Regions from separate parts of the Homo sapiens genome. Here region 1 is linked to region 2. A link is a loop called in an ENCODE intact Hi-C map of the cell type or tissue named here. Cell type or tissue: CD14-positive monocyte. All regions are shown on one strand.

Region 1 (8,000 bases), 680 kb after region 2:
TTTTCTGCCAGTGCCATGCTACGCACTAGGCACCAGGGATATAAATATGAATAGGACTGACATAATTCCTGCTTTCAAAAAGCTTATGAATTAGGGACAGACACAGACCAGCAAACTGTTACAGTGACAAACGACAAGGGAGATCAAACACACGTCTGCTGTAAAAACATATAATAAATAGGTGCCATATCAGTGGTATATAAAAATTACTGTTAAATGTTACTGAAAACAATAAACTAGAGAAAGACGAAAAGAGAAAATTCGCTGGGCCAAATCAGAAGAAATAAATAACATTAGTTTTGTTCCTTAATTATCACCACAAGCGCTAGTTGTTTTCTATCTTTTCAAGACAGCTGTAAAGACGCTGCTCTTCATCCTGCTCGTGAAATTCAAAGGACATTTGCAACATCTACAAAAAAAACCACTTCAAATCATTTTGCAAAAATTTCAAGGAAACATTACCTATTTCCTATATAATGAATGGTTAGCAAACTTGCTTACTTGAAGCACCTGTGCCATAATGTGAAAAAGCCACAGAAGTCTTTCTACTTACCAAGATCTCTTTTTCAGAAGAAGAGAAAATAACTTGTAAATGAACGGAAATACAATTGAAAATGCTTGACAAACACAAGTTCTTAAAGTTGAGTAAAGCGGTACCTTAGAAACAGATTGGTGCCATCTGTTGGCCCACACTGGAATTACTCCTACGTATATTTTTACCTTTCAAAGGTCCGGAGGTGAGTTAGCAGTTTTTTCTGGGCTACAGACAAAACCAGTAATCCAATTTTCTAATTCGTGTGAGGAAGCAACTTACAAACAATTCAATGTGAAGAAAAATATTTTTCTAAGGTAATATTTCTCTGTAAGAGTTTGCAGCCTGGTTATTACATTTGTCACCTGAGTGGAAAGTTATTTTAAACAGCCTGTTTTCTATTATCACCATATTTAACATTTCAAGAATAATTGCAGTTTCCCTTATCAAGCAATTTTGAGCATTATTTTAGCTGGATGAGATAGTTTAAAATAAAATAAGTATAGTTCCACAATTTGGGTTTTTTTTTAAAAATCAACTTCTAAGGAAAGTTTACTGGTTGATACATATTTATGACTACATATTTAGCCATATGTACGAGCAATCATACCCACATTCTGATCAACATTTGGTGTTATTAAATGGTTTAGATTTTAATTTAGGAATAATAAATAACACTGAAATCCTGCAAGACTAATTTAAAAATCAATTTTCTAAAGACCATTTAGAAGAATTTCAGAATGACATCAACAAAGGCTGATTACCAGAAGTCTCTGGTTAAACAGAGACTTCTGGTGGACAGTAAACCCTTTTCCCCAGACTTCTTGCTTAACTGAGTTCTGCAAAGGACAGAAGGCATGAGTGAAACAATCATTCTATAATTTATCTCACTGTCTGGCACAATCTCATCTTTATTAAAAAAAAAACAACAACAAGTTAAGACCTTACAATTTGGCTAATGACAAAGTTGGACATCTCCGTAAGAATCACTTCTGCTTTCAGGAGGAAGAGAAAGGCTGGCTTCTTGTGATTCATCCTTACTCATCAAACATAACAGGAAGTCTCCTCAGGCCTGGGGAGGCTCAGTAAGGAGTGGATGGATCTCTGCTCCACTGGCAAAAGGAGACAGCCAGAAAGCAGCAGGTATCTGTGACCCTGGAAAACCAGATTTGTGAAACAAGCCAAGGGAAAGGGCTGGCTGTGGCTCTGAGGGAATTTCAAGTAACCGTGGACTAAAGTCTTAAGAAAACAGACAACTATCACTGCAGATCTGGGCACATTGACATGTCTCATTAGGAGATTGCATCACAACACCAATGTTCAGAAACAAGGAGACTATTCTTGTCGAGGCTGTCATAACTCAGAAACGTCTGTAAGGGGATGACAAAAACACAAAAATCAAGTAATAGCGAAGATGGCAATGACAGTTAAGCAAACAAAGAAACAGACAGTACTGGGCCGAACCTCCACTTGGCCACTTACTGTGAGGCTTGGGACAAGTCCCTTAACCTCCATTTATTCATCCACAAAATGGGAGTACTTTTAGGAAAGATAATGAATTTAAAGTGGCTGGAATAGTGACTGACACAGAAGAGAAGTCATAATAGTAAGGAGTTTGGTGCAAATCATATAGTTTTTTTGTATGCTGAGGGGTAAAGATTTCAGGATATACTATGAAGTGAAGAAAATCAAGGTGCAGGCTGGGCACGATGTCTCATGCCTGTAATCCCAGCACTTCGGGAGGCCGAGGTGGGTAGATCACCAGAGGTCAGGAGTTCGAGACCGGCTTGGCTAACATGGCGAAACCCTGTCTCTACTAAAAATACAAACATTAGCTGGGTATGGTGGCAGGCAACTGTACTCCCAGCTACTCGGGAGGCTGAAGCAGGAGAATCATTGGAACCCAGGAGGCAGAGGTAGCAGAGAGCTGAGATTGTGCCACTGCACTTCAGCCTGGGCAACAGAGTGAGACTCTGGCTCAAAAGAAAAAAGAAAGAAAGAAAGAGAGAGAGAGAGAGGGAGAGAGAGAGAGAGAGGGAGAGAGAGAGAGAGGGAGAGAGAGAGAGAGAGAGAGGGAGAGAGAGAGAGAGAGGAAGAAAGAAAGAAAGAAAGAAAGAAAGAAAGAAAGAAAGAAAGAAAGAAAGAAAGAGAGAAAGAAAGAAAGAAAAGAAAGAAAGAAAATTAAGGTGCAGAACTGTAAGAAGAGTATGACATCAATTGTATAAAATCTAGCCATTTACACAGGTTATCTTCTTGCCAGGCATTGCTGTGACTACTTTCCAAGTATTAACTCATTAAGGTGCTGTGAGATAAGTACTGTCACGTCATCTCCACTTAGCGCAGCTGGGTAATCGTTCCAGCTTGCACTGCTGGTCAGTGGTGGGGGTGGGATTCGAACCCAGGCAGTTTGGCCCCAGTGCCTATGCACTTAAGCATCATACTATGCTGCCTTAGAAGACACCCTGTGTCCTCATAAGACACACAGAGAAGAGAGATACAGAGAAGCAGAGCATTTGCAAACAGAGGCAGAGACTGGGGTATTGCAGTCACAATGCAAGGGATGTCTGGAGCCACCAGAGGCTGGAGAGAGCATCACCCTATGAACAGCTTGATTTTGAACTTCTAGCCTCCAGAACTCTGAGAGAATGAATTTTTGTTGTTTTAAGCCACACAGTCTGTGGTGATTTGTCATGGTAGCCACAGGAAACTTAATACAAGGGTCTACATACATATGTTGATAGAGGCATATGAATCTTTTTTTCTCAAAAGATACATAAGAAATGTTCACCTTTGAGCAGAAGAACTAAGAGAAATAGATTATTGGCCTTTTTTTTTTTTTTTTTGAGACAGGGTCTCGCTCTGTTGCCCAGGGTGGAGTGCAGTGGCGTGATCACAGCTCACTGCAGCCTTGACTTTCCCCACTCAGGCGATTCTCCCACCTCAGCCTCCCAAGGATCTGAGACCACAGGCATCCACCACCATGCATGGCTAATTTTTATATTTTTTTGCAGAGACAGGGTTTTGCCATGTCGCTCAGGCTGGTCTGGAATTCCTGGGCTCAAACAATCCGCCCACCTCAGCCTCCCAAAGTGCTGGAATTACAGGATTGAGCCACCCCGCCCGGCCTCTTCACCATTTTATGCTTTTTGTCCTATTTGAATTCTTCACTATATATAGATATGTATATATGTCTTAATTTTTAAAAAATAGTGTCACACTGGGTTAAGTATTATAAACATAATCTGAGGCCACCCAATACACTGTCCCAATACAGACACAGGCAAAACATTATTTTGATGACTTTTACTTGTTAAAAAATGTTGTCTTTCTCCAGATAATAAATAAATAAATAAATAAATATTAGTGTCTACCAACAGCTTTAAAGTAAGTTTTGTGACAATTATCAATATCATAAGATACACATACGACAGAGATAAGATTGATAATTTTGGCTGGGCGCAGTGGCTCACACTTGTAATCTCAGCACTTTGGGAGGCTGAGGCAGGCAGATCACCTGAGGTCAGGAGTTCAAAACCAGCCTGGGCAACATGGTGAAACCCTGTCTCTACTAAAAATACAAAAATTAGCTGGATGTGGTGGCTGGCGCCTGTAGTCCCAGCTACTCAGGAGCCTGAGGCACGAGAATCACTTGAACCCAGGAGGCGGAGGTTGCTGTGAGCTGAGATCGTGCCACTGCACTCAAGCCTGGGCAACAGAGCGAGACTCTGTCTCAAAAAAAAAAATGCTAATTTATATATTAAGTATTGATAGTAAACCTAAACTTCTCTGCTGAATTAAAAAAAAAAAAAAAAGACAAGCCGCAGACTGGGAGAAGGTATCTGCAACTTGTATAATCACAAAAGTGTTAATATACAAAATATATAAAGATTTCCTACAAATCAATTTTAAAATGACTAACAACCCCAATGCGGGGAAATGAGCAAAGGAGATCAACAGATGGATAACAGAAAAGGAAACAGAAATAGCTCAAACACATGGAAAGGTATGCATCCTCATTAGAACATGGGAAAATACAAATTAACACAACCAGGAGACACTATTGTACACCCCTAAGGTGGACAAAATTTAAAACATCTAGTAATACAAATGGTGGCCAGAACATGAAGAAACAGGAGCTCACATACATGTCCAGAGATGCTGATGTAAGTGGTCTGGGAGGGGCCGGGCATACGTTTTATTTTGAAAGCTCTTCAGGTGAGTCCATTTCATTGTAACCCCATGAAAATCAGGGGACTGAGACCTACACGCTGGCCTGAGCACAGCGCCCTCTAGTGGTCTATATCTTCTTGGGTGCACCCTTCACACACCAGAGCCTGGGAGGTGGTGCAGGTGTTCTTGACTCTCACTGCTACTTCCAGATCACTTTCCTTCCTCCAAACCCACCCCTTCTCATTGCAGTCATCTAGTGAGCCCCATCACTTCATCAAGTATTCTAGCAGTACTCACTATTTCAATCCGATACCACCCCTTTCATAATTCTAGTGATTTCCATAGCTACATAGAGACTCTTCCATTCACCTGGCCTCTGAGTTCTTGGACATTCTCTCTTCTAATAATCTTGTCCTGCACCCTACCTCAGTCATGCATTCCCTTATTATATCCTAGATATCATTATTAGCAATGGCTGCACCCCCTCCATAATCTCAGTTGCCTGAATCCCACTTTCCTTCTCTCACCTCCAACTCTTCCTCCAGTGCCAACGATTCCCCAGCCCCACTGCACTGGACTGAAAGATCATGCTCCATCCTCTTCATTATTCTTCTGCAGCTACTTACTCCTCTTTCCTCAACCCAGTTTAAATCCAGCTCTCCACTGGACTACACTGAGCTTGAGTGGCTGAATATAGTTGGAGAAAATACACACCCATGCTGACTGGCTTACTTGAAATGTATGACTAGATCCCAGCCTCAAGAGAGCAGCCATCCTCCTACCCTCCTTACTACCCTTCCCTAGCCCCTTCACTCTCCTGTTCTCCTCTTTCACACCTCCTCTTGTCTCTTTCACTTCCAAAATCTCCTTCTCGTGTCTAGGTCCTCTTTATCTCTCTGGCATGGATTACCCAAGGCTCAGATTTGGACCACTTCTTTTCTAAATCCATGCATTGTCATCTGGGTCCGTGGCTTCAAAACTATCTGCTTGCTGATGTCTCCTCAATTACCAGCTCCAGGCCAGACTTCCCTGAACTCCAGACTCTCACATTCAACAGCCTACTAAATAGTTGCTAAAACATTCTTGTTGAAAACCAACATTCTCACGCGATGATGCTTCATTTTCACAATGAAAATAGATGCTACCAGAGGAGCATTTCCACATCTTCCCCTGAAATTCTATAAGCCTCCCCTGCATGAGTTCTACCTGAACTCTTGCTGTCCTTCGGAATGAACTCTCTGTGCCAAGAGCCAGCCCCTTCCCACTGAGCACTGGGTCCCCTTCCTGCTCATCTACTCAAGGAAGTCACTCTTGCAATGATCTTCTCTCTACTGTATCAACATTTTTCTGCTCTGATGTATTATTCCAATCACATTTTTTTTTATTTTAGATAAGGTTTCACTCCCATCACCCTGGCTGGAGTGCAGTGGCATGATCTTTGGCTCACTGCAACCTTCACCTCCCAGGTTCAAGGGATTTTCTTGCCTCAGCCTTCTGAGTAGCCTGGATTACAGGTGTGTGCCATCACTCTCCGCTAATTTTTGTATTTTTAGTACAGACGGGGTTTTGCCATGTTGGCCAGGCTGGTTTTGAATTCCTGGCCTCAAGTGATCTGCCCGCCTCAGCCTCCCAAAGTGCTGGGATTACAGGCGTGTGCCACCACACCTGGCCCCAATCACCATTTTTTTTTTTTTTTTTTTTTTTGAGATGGAGTTTTGCTCTGTCACCCAGGCTGGAGTGCAGTGGTGCAATCTCAGCTCACTGCAACCTCCGCCTCCCAGGTTCAAGCAATTCTCCTGCCTCAGCCTCCCGAGTAGCTGGGACTACAGGCACGTGCCACCACGCCCAGTTAATTTTTTGTATTTTTAGTAGAGACAGGGTTTCACCCTGTTAACCAGGATGGTCTCGATCTCCTGACCTCATGATCCGCCCGTCTTGGCCTCCCAAAGTGCTAGGATTACGGGCATGAACCACTACACCCGGCCCCCAATCACATTTTAAAGCAATAATTTCTCCCATCTAAAAAAAAAAAAAAAAAAAAAAAACTCCCTTTGAATCCACAACCTTCCCCTCCTTGCTCCTCTATATACCAGAACTCCTTGCAAGAGCTTTTACTGACTATCTCTAATTGTTCTCCTCTCATTCTCTTAAATGTACTTCAGTCAGGTTTCCTTCCCCACCGGTCAGAAGAAATAGCTCTTTTCAAGGTCACCAATGATCACCACATTGCCAAATCCACGGTCAATTCTCAATTTTTAGCTTCTTTGAACTATTAGCAGCGTTTAACACAGTTGAAAGATCCTGAAATGTTTTCTTGCCTGACTTCCTAGACCCCATATCCCACTCCCCACTCTCCCTTCCCTGAATTTCCTGCTAACTCATTGGCATTCCTTCCCAGTCTCCTTCTGGGTCCTCTTTATATCTCTGGCATGGAATACCCAAGACTTAGTCTTGGACCACATCTCTAACTCCATGCACTCTCATCCTGGTCCTTCAAACCAGGATGAAGTCCCAGACTTCCCTGAACTTCAGACTCACATTCAATAGCCTGCTAAATGCTTGCTAAACCATTACTGTTGCAAGCCAAATGCCTGAATCTTTACTACCTCTAACTCCAAACCTGCCCCCTCTTGCATCCTTCCTCATATCAATAAATGATATTTCTACTCTTCCAGTAGTGCAGACTAAAATCCTTGGAGTGATTAATGATTAATTTCTCTTTTGCTCAAACTCTACATTCAATCTATAGGCAAATTTTGTTGGATTTTTCTTTGAAATATGTCCATAAGCAAACACCTCTCATGTCCCCCACTACTCCCATGGTGGTCAAAAGCATCATCATCTTTCACCTGGATAACTGCAATGGCATCCTAACAGGTATGCCAGCCTCCATCCTTCTCTCCCCTCCCACCTTCACCCAATTCCAATATGACTAGAGTCAGATACTAGAATCATACTCAAAAGCCATAAGGGTGCCAGTCTCACTCAAAGTATAAACCAAAATCCCTCTGCCCATCTCTCAGCCTCCACTACCTCTATGGCCTCATTTTCTTCTACTCTTCCCCATCCTCCCTCTGCTCCAGCCACACTGGCCACCTTACCTTTCTGTGAATGCATCATCCATGCTCCCAAACTGCCTGAGACTGTCTACAGATATGGCCACTGTTCATTTCCCTACTTCCTTAAAGTCTACATTGCAATGCCACTTTATCAGTAAGGACTTCCTTGACCACAGTTGGTCCTACCCATCATTCCCTAAACCCTGTAGATTCTATAGCCTGCTTTACTCCACCACCTC
Region 2 (8,000 bases):
CAGGAGTTGGAGGCTACAGTGAGCTACAACGGTGTTCCTGCACCCTAGCCTGGATGACAGAGTAAGACCCTGTCTCTAAAATAAATAAAAATAGGCCGGGCGTGGTGGCTCACCCCTGTAATCCCAGCACTTTGGGAGGCCGAGGCGGGCAGATCACGAGGTCAGGAGATCGAGACCATCCTGGCTAACACGGTGAAACCCCGTCTCTACTAAAATAAGTACAAAAAATTAGCCGGGCATGGTGGCCGGTGCCTGCAGTCCCAGCTACTCGGGAGGCTGAGGCAGGAGAATGGTGTGAACCCGGGAGGCGGAGCTCACAGTGAGCCGAGATCGCGCCACTGCACACCAGCCTGGGCGACAGAGCAAGACTCTGTCTCAAAATAAAATAAAATAAATAAATAAATAAATAAAAATAAAAATAAAAACAAAACCAAACCCCAATGAATCAAAGCCTTAGGTCCTTTCTGGATTTACCTGTATTAAAAAAATTGTTTCCTTTGCCTGTTAAGGAGAGCCACTGAGAAGCAGTGTGAGGGGTTCCGTTGCTTCTGCACCTTCCTGACTGCGGTGGGCAGAGTGTCAGGAAACCCTGCAGGCCAGGCCACACCACCAGGAGAAACCAAAACAGAACAAGAAACCGCGTGCAGCAGAACACGGAAAAGTCCTTTGTTGTTTAAAGTTTTTATCTTGCTTGTGGCAAGTCTGACGATTCAGCAACCACCACAGCTGCATTGGGCTGAGAGTTTCCTTGTAGGTCTTTTCTCCAAAGCCGGAACAATAGCAGGGGGTTAGTCCTTCCCTCTGCCCAGCTCACGTTCCAGTTTCTGAAATGGGTTTGGGACAAGCAGAGCTTGGAGCAGCCGCCCTGAGGTTTTTATCAGACTAATTCAAGTGAGAGGAGGCAGAGTAAAACTAGCTGTTTAGGTTCATGGGTGATGCATTTCTGGGCATGAACTTCAGCTCTCTGTATCCTGATGTTGAAATAAGTTGAAAGAGTCAACAGGTTTCCCATTACTTGGTTAATGGGAATTAACCAAGTTCCCATAGTAATGGGGACCCTTAGTATGGTTAATGACAAAGGATCATGAAGATTGAGGTTTCCAGACCTTGCTAGGGATACAGTGAGGATCTCCCAGCCACCATACTTTCTCTCCTGTGAATCCCCCCAATCACTTGTCTCCCTACTGTGTGCTCTGAGCACAGGTGACGGGGACCCTAAACCAGGGAGCAGCAAAAGGAGGGAAAAGGAAAAGCAAGGCGACGTGGCACGCCTGTGGCAATACCTGCCAAGTGACGTGGGGGTGCTACATGTTCTCAGAACACAGCTGCGGCATGGCTGGCAGCTGGCCTGGGTGTGGCTCTTGAGGGGAGCTGCTGGGCTCGGTGCCGCTGGTGTCTGTTGCAACCTCACTTTCCTTATCTGGGAAATGAAGGCATTGGGGGTGGTGGGGGAGTCTGTCTGCTCTGTCCGTCAATCGTTATTACTGAGGCTCACACATTGTTGAAAAAGTCAAAGAATGTTTTAGGAAAACACATTTTGTAGGTATTTGTTCATTCATTCATGGATTGATTTATCCTCTCACTGAAACTTTGTTTTTACACACTGACTCTGTGCTAGGTACTGAGGGTACCAAAACCAATAAGACTGGATTTCCTGTGCTCCTGGGCTCACAGTCTTGTGAGGAAGATAGATACATATGCAGATCATTCCAGAAAAACAATCTGCTTAATAACAGAAGTGTGTGTACTGTGTTCAGCCCTGCCTGGTAGTGTTGAGAAGGCTGACACGAGGGCCAGGTCTTGCAGGAAGAGTAAGGATGCCCAGATGGTGAAAGCATATTTCAGAGGAAAGTCTAGAGCTTGCAGAAAAGAACTTTACCTGAGAGCCATGGTAAGGCTGAAAAAGAGTTTAAGGAGGCAGCAAAAGGCAGAGAAGGAAACATGGATTATCCTGTTCTATATTGGATTATCCTGTTCTATATCCAGGTGAGATTCCAGTTTATCAAGAGAGAAAAAGTCTCCCTTTTTCTTTACACTAAGAAACGCTTGGGTCTTTGCATTGGGATGGCCCAACACTGTTTATATACTACAGAGCAGGCCACTGATGCTTGTTTTTACCAGGCTACGCAGAGGAAGGTATTTCTTGTTGCTATTTCTCGCATAGACCTTTGATAAAGGCTGAAGACTTTATTAAGACTGTTGTGATTCTTACCCTTTATAGAGTCAAAGCCTCCTTCGAAAATGGGAGGAAAATAATAAGCACATAATTTGCGTAAAATTTCAGAGGTTTCCAGAACCATGTTCGCAACCCCCAATGCCCACTCATGCATTACAGGTAAAGACCTTCCACCAGGCTTAGGCTGTGAACCAGGGGACTGGAATAACCCAGCCCAGATATAGAGCTTTATGGCGACCTGGCCTGATGTTGGCATTAAGTTTGGACATTGTTGAGGAAGAAATGTTACTAGGCTGACCTTTCGTGGGCTATGGCCAAGTTTGGGTGAGGGCAGAGTGTTGACAAGTGCCCTTTGCCCTGATTTCCTGTGGCTTGGTGGTCCTGGATCTGGGAAAAGCAGAAGCAGCTTTATAGCTTGGTTTGTTAGTTGCCTGCCAAAGGAGCAGTAACCTGCGATGAGGTTTGTTTGGCACATTTTTTTTTTTTTTTTTGCCATTTATTCACTTGTTATACTCGAGTGTATATGCTGGTTTGTGTACTTTCTTTCGACTGGGGTTGGTGTATCAACTAGAGCAGGAAGGGGTGCGGTGATGACAGAAGTGGACCAAGACCATTCTCAGATGGGGAAGAGTGGAGACAGATGTGTGGGAAATTGACAGGAGCCAGGGGTCAATTTCTTATTGCCAGAGCTTTGAAAGGAAGCGAAATCCTTTTTCAGAGGGCTTTGGCAGGGCTAGTACTAGGGGGAGGCAAGTGAGACCTTTGTCGTGGGTACGAAATGCGAGCGGGTACCCAAAACTCAGTAATCAAGAAAAATAATATTTTAATGCAGTTAAAAAAAATCAAAATGCAAAAAAAAATCATAATAAATAAAGCATTAAAATTTTAAGTAAAGACAGGATGCACTCCTGTACTTGCGAGACTCTGCCTCACTTAATCCTAATCCCCATTCTGGGCTTTCTTTGGAGCCAAGAAATGCATCCCCTCAAAGTCCCAAACTTGTATTTGAACAACACTTGTGAATTGCAGTAAAACTGGTACCTGGGCATTGCTGAGTTAGTTCTTGTAGCTCTCCAGGAAATTTTCCAGGCAGTGGGAGCCCTGCTCAGGTCCAGCCTAACCACCTTTGCCCAAGAAATGTGTGTTGGCAGTGACCCAAATTTTCCACCAGGTGGCACTCTTGCTCCAACCACGTGCCCCTGAAAAGAGGATTCTTAGCTAAGAGTGATTTAAACTAATTGTTAAATTGTGCTTCTTTTTGGAAAGGCTGAAAAAAATCCTGAGCAGGAATTGGGGTAAACAATGATGGGATATAAAGAGTATTTGAGGAGTGTTCTGGAAAACTTGGAGCAAGGTAGGGCCTGATTAGTGGCCGGCCACAGGCTGTGCTGCTCTTCAGCAGGTGAGAAAAGGGAGAATTTTAAACCGCCTTTTGTTCTCAGATGCAATATAAACACATGTGACATGGGAGAGAAATGTGGGATTAATGATTTTCTGTGAAGTATATCCTGGTAACAGCTCAGGCACTTGAGTCAGAAAGACCTGGAATGTTGGTTCCACCACTTCCTAGCTGTGATCTTGGATGAATGACTGGGCTTTGACAAGCCTGAGATTCTGCATCTTTAAATGGGGATGATTGTAGCTGCTCCTCCAGACGGCCATTAGAGGATTAAATAAACGAATGCACATAAGGCTGTTTGCACGGTGCCTGGCACATAGTAAGTGTTCAACAAAGATGAGGTGTTATTATGGACTTTTAGGCAAAGCCTGTCCAGCTAAATTCCTGGGCCTGGCCTCCCTTGGCTGTTGCATTAATTAAGGAGATGACCTCAGGGTGACCCAGAGAAATAACTTGATAATGAACCATGGCTCGAGGAGACTGGACCAGAAGAGTTTCCCACCTGGATAGAGTTTCACAGGTGTGATTTTTGAAACAGGAAATCAGGCTGGGTTCCCGGGCTCCTGAGCAGAACTGTCTCACCCTCTGTGACTTGTACACATCTGACCACCAGGTGACTGATCCCACTTAAACTATGCATTGTTGTGGAAAGTATCAATTTACAAGGATGTGTATTGGAACCTTTCCATGAGTCCAGTCTGTCTCCTTACTGTTCTGAACTCCTGAACTCACAAAGATGCCCCAAATTAACTATCCTTCAATAACAATGAGTTGATAATAGTTCCTGTTTGTTGAGGCTTACTTTATGTCAGTCACTTTAATAAGCACTTTACAGACACAGGTTCCTTCATGTCTCAAAACCACCTGGAGAAGTAAGCAAACCCATTTTACAGACAAACTAAGATTTAAGGAAACTTAGTACCTTAGCAGCTCTCCTTCAGCCAGGAATTGGTATAAACTTAGATCTGTCTGACTTCTAAATCAATCAATCAATTTATCATTGGCCTATCATCTATCCATTTGACAGCTTAAGTACAAACCATTCCAATCTAATTAAAGCAATGTTCCATAGAGACCTCTAGGGTCTAAGAAAATCTTTTTTGGCCTCAATTGAGGCTTCTTTCTTGAAAATATAGGGAGATATTCATGGCTGCACCTTTGCAGATCCATACACACATAGCTCATATATGTGACTCTCTAAGTAGCATGTTCTTACTTGTGGGCACTAGGACCAAGATTATGGTCCATTCTTGTGTCCACTGCACTTCCGGGATTCCCCAGGGAGAGCTCATTTGGGAGGATGGTCTGACAGTGTCATTCTCTGTTCTGCACTGAGCTCCCTTTGCTGGCCTAGGAAAAGCTAGCTGGCCAAAATGGTCTCAGTTTTCAATGGGATGCAGTTGGACAAGAGAGGATGCATCAGACAAGATCAGTTTGACCTTGGCTGCAAGAAGGAGCAGAAGGCAAATGCTATCTTCCCCAGTGAAAAACATCACTAGCCATCCAGGGAGGAAATCTGGTTTTCTCAACTGGAGAAGATAGCTACAGTTCAAAAGTTTAGAGTCTTCTTCGTGAATACAGTTCCTGGCATCAGTTGAGGGATCAGCGTAGATAAGTGGAAGTTCCCACTTATAGCATGTTTGATTTCTTTCCCCCAATGCAGTTTATTACCTCTAAGTTTATCCTGTAGCTCAACTCGGACTAATAAAGTTTTCTCTAGTACAGAAGGTCCATAGAGGATCTACTTTATTAGTTTAAGTGGGTTTTAATTAGTCAATTAGAGAACAGTTTCTTCTCCAGGACTTAAAAACGATTTTGTCAAATTATTTCAATGAAAATATAGTTGGCTTTATTTAGTAACTAAAAAAAGTCACTTCTAGTTTATATTGTTACAAATTAAGGTCAATGAAGTTTATGGATTAAGAGGCAAGAAACAGGCCGGGTGCAGTCGCTCACGCCTGTAATCCCCGCACTTTGGGAGGCCGAGGTGGGCGGATCATCAAGTCAGGAATTCAAAACCAGCCTGACCAACATGGTGAAACTCCGTCTCTACTAAAATGCAAAAAAATTAGCCAGGCATGGTGGCACACGCTTGTAATCCCAGCTACTCAGGAGGCTGAGGCAGGAGAATGGCTTGAACCCAGGAGACGGAGCTTACAGTGAGCTGAGATTGCGCCACTGTATTCCAGCCTGGGTGACAGAGCAAGACTCTGTCTCAAAAAAAAAAAAAAAAAAAGAAAAAGAAAAAAGAAAAGTCAAGAAACAATAATGTGTTTTTCCTTCATACGTAAATATTTTTATTAAAATTAAAATGACCCAAAATAATATAATAACATATAGAATTGAGAGGTGACAACATGCTGGCAGCCCTTGCTCGCTCTAAGCACCTCCTCGGCCTTGGTGCCCACTCTGGCCGCCGTTGAGCCCTTCAGCCCGCTGCTACACTGTGGGAGCCCCTCTCTGGGCCGGCACAGGCCAGAGCCGGCTCCCTCTGCTTGTGGGGAGGTGTGGAGGGAGAGGCGCGGGCGGGAACCAGGGCTGCACGCCGTGTTCACGGGCCAGCATGAGTTCCCGGTGGGCATGGGCTCGGAGGGCCCCGCACTCAGCAGCCCGTCCCGGGCAGTGAGGGGCTTAGCACCAGGGCCAGCAGCTGTGGAGGGTGCGCCGGGTCCCCCAGCAGTGCAGACCAGCCCGTGCTGGTGCTCGAATTCTCGCTGGGCCTCAGCTGCCTTTCCGTGGGGCAGGGCTCGGGGACCTGCAGCCCGCCATGCCTGAGCCTCCCCCCATCCCCCGCCGTGGGGTCCTGCGCGGCCTGAGCCTCCCCAATGAGCTCCGCCCCCTGCTCTGCGGCGCTCGATCCCATCGACCTCCCAAGGGCTGAGGAGTGCAGGCTGGCGCTGCGGGACTGGCGGGCAGCTCCACCTGCCGCCTGGTTCGGGATGCACTAGGTGAAGCCAGCTGGGCTCCTGAGTATAGTGGGGACTTGGAGGACCTTTATGTCTAGCTAAAGGATTGTAAATACACCAGTCAGCACTCTGTGTCTAGCTCAAGGTTTGTAAATGCACCAGTCAGTGCTCTGTGTCTAGCTAATCTAGTGGGGACTTGGAGAACTTTTGTGTCTAGCTCAGGGATTGTAAACGCACCCAGCAGCACCCTGTCAAAACGGACCAGTCAGCTCTCTGTAAAACAGACCAATCGGCTCTCTGTAAAATGGACCAATCAGCAGGATGTGGGTGGGGCCAGATAAGGGAATAAAAGCAGGCGCCCTGGGCGCAGCAGCAACGCGTTGGGGTCCACTTCAGCAGTGTGGGAGGTTTGTTTTTTCAGTCTTTTCATAAATCTTGCTGCTGCTCACTCTTGGGTCTCCACTGCTTTTATGAGATGTAGCACTCACTGCGAAAGTTGGCAGCTTCACTCCTGAGGCCTGTGAAACCACGAACCCACCAGGAGGAACGAACAACTCCAGGCCGCCTTAAGAGCTGTAACACTCACGGGGAAGGTCTGCAGCTTCACTCCTGAAGCCAGCGAGACCATGAATCCACCAGAAGGAAGAAACTCTGAACACGTTCGAACATCAGAAGGAACAAACTCCAGACGCACCACCTTTAAGAACTGTTAACACTCACCGCGAGGGTCCACGGCTTCATTCTTGAAGTTAGTGAGACCAAGAACCCACCAATTCCGGACACAGAATCATTATGATTTCCTTGGAAAATGGATGTGTGGAAAGATATTTACCATGGGCTTTCTTTGGAGCCAATAAATACATCCCCTCAAAGTCCCAAACTTGTATTTGAACAACACTTGTGAATTTCAGTTAAATTAGTACCGGGAAATTGCTGAGTTAGTTCTTGTATCTAGAACTATCTTCAGTAGAATGACTGCACATCCAGATGTAGACAGGCTGGGAGGAAGGGGCCAAATCTTACTCATTTCATTATTCTCGGTCTCCAGCATAGGACTGACATGGGTCTTTGATCAACAGATGTTTACTGGTTAGAATTAAAATCCAGCATGCGGATTCTCATTTATTTGATTCCTTGAGATGAAAAGGGCCAGTCTTCTGACCTTTTAATCCACTGTCAGCACTGGCGCCCCGATCAGAAATTATAGCACAGGAGCCTAAGCTCAGAGCGACTACAAAGGGGTCAGGGCAGAGGGAATTGAAGACACAGATTCTATCCCCGTCTGGACTTTTCATATGGACGAGGGAAGAGGTTCATAGCCTCAGCTGAGCTGCAGGTCAGACAATTGGGGTGGATGCTCTTTTATTGAGCACCTGCTATATAGATCAGGATATTTGCATTCACTCTCCCATTTAATCCTCGCAAGAGGTTGTGAAAACACCGACATCGCTTCTATTATCCCCATTTAGAGATGAGGAAACCAAGTCTTAGCCAAATAACCTGCATAACGGAAGAAGCT

The links. A loop is a pair of places that touch in the nucleus more often than their neighbours do. Peaks named below come from ENCODE experiments on the same cell type or tissue, not always from the same donor. Only the 100,000 strongest peaks of a DNase experiment are listed, where the experiment ranks them.
Region 1: it touches region 2 in a loop (5-fold over the local background); 17 of 110 quality-filtered maps call a loop at or near these places.

What each region holds. Positions count from the first base shown.
Region 1 is chr4:38,856,208-38,864,207 of GRCh38, forward strand. TLR6 (toll like receptor 6) reads right to left here and starts at 610. Exons shown (of 2, transcript NM_006068.5): 1 at 554-610. RefSeq lists an enhancer at 1,059-2,258. In CD14-positive monocyte, CTCF peaks have their summits at 730 (motif pointing left), 940, 4,799 (motif pointing left), 4,998 and 1 weaker place; DNase peaks (open chromatin) are centred at 684, 1,564, 1,844 and 4,824; H3K4me3 peaks cover 2,537 bases; H3K27ac peaks cover 3,598 bases.
Region 2 is chr4:38,176,491-38,184,490 of GRCh38, forward strand. No RefSeq gene overlaps it. Among named protein-coding and RNA genes, the nearest start is that of LINC02513, 190 kb to the right of the region's middle. RefSeq lists enhancers at 1,074-1,343, 3,074-3,243, 3,544-3,603. In CD14-positive monocyte, CTCF peaks have their summits at 3,352 (motif pointing right) and 3,559; DNase peaks (open chromatin) are centred at 1,351 and 3,331; H3K4me3 peaks cover 1,191 bases; H3K27ac peaks cover 1,265 bases.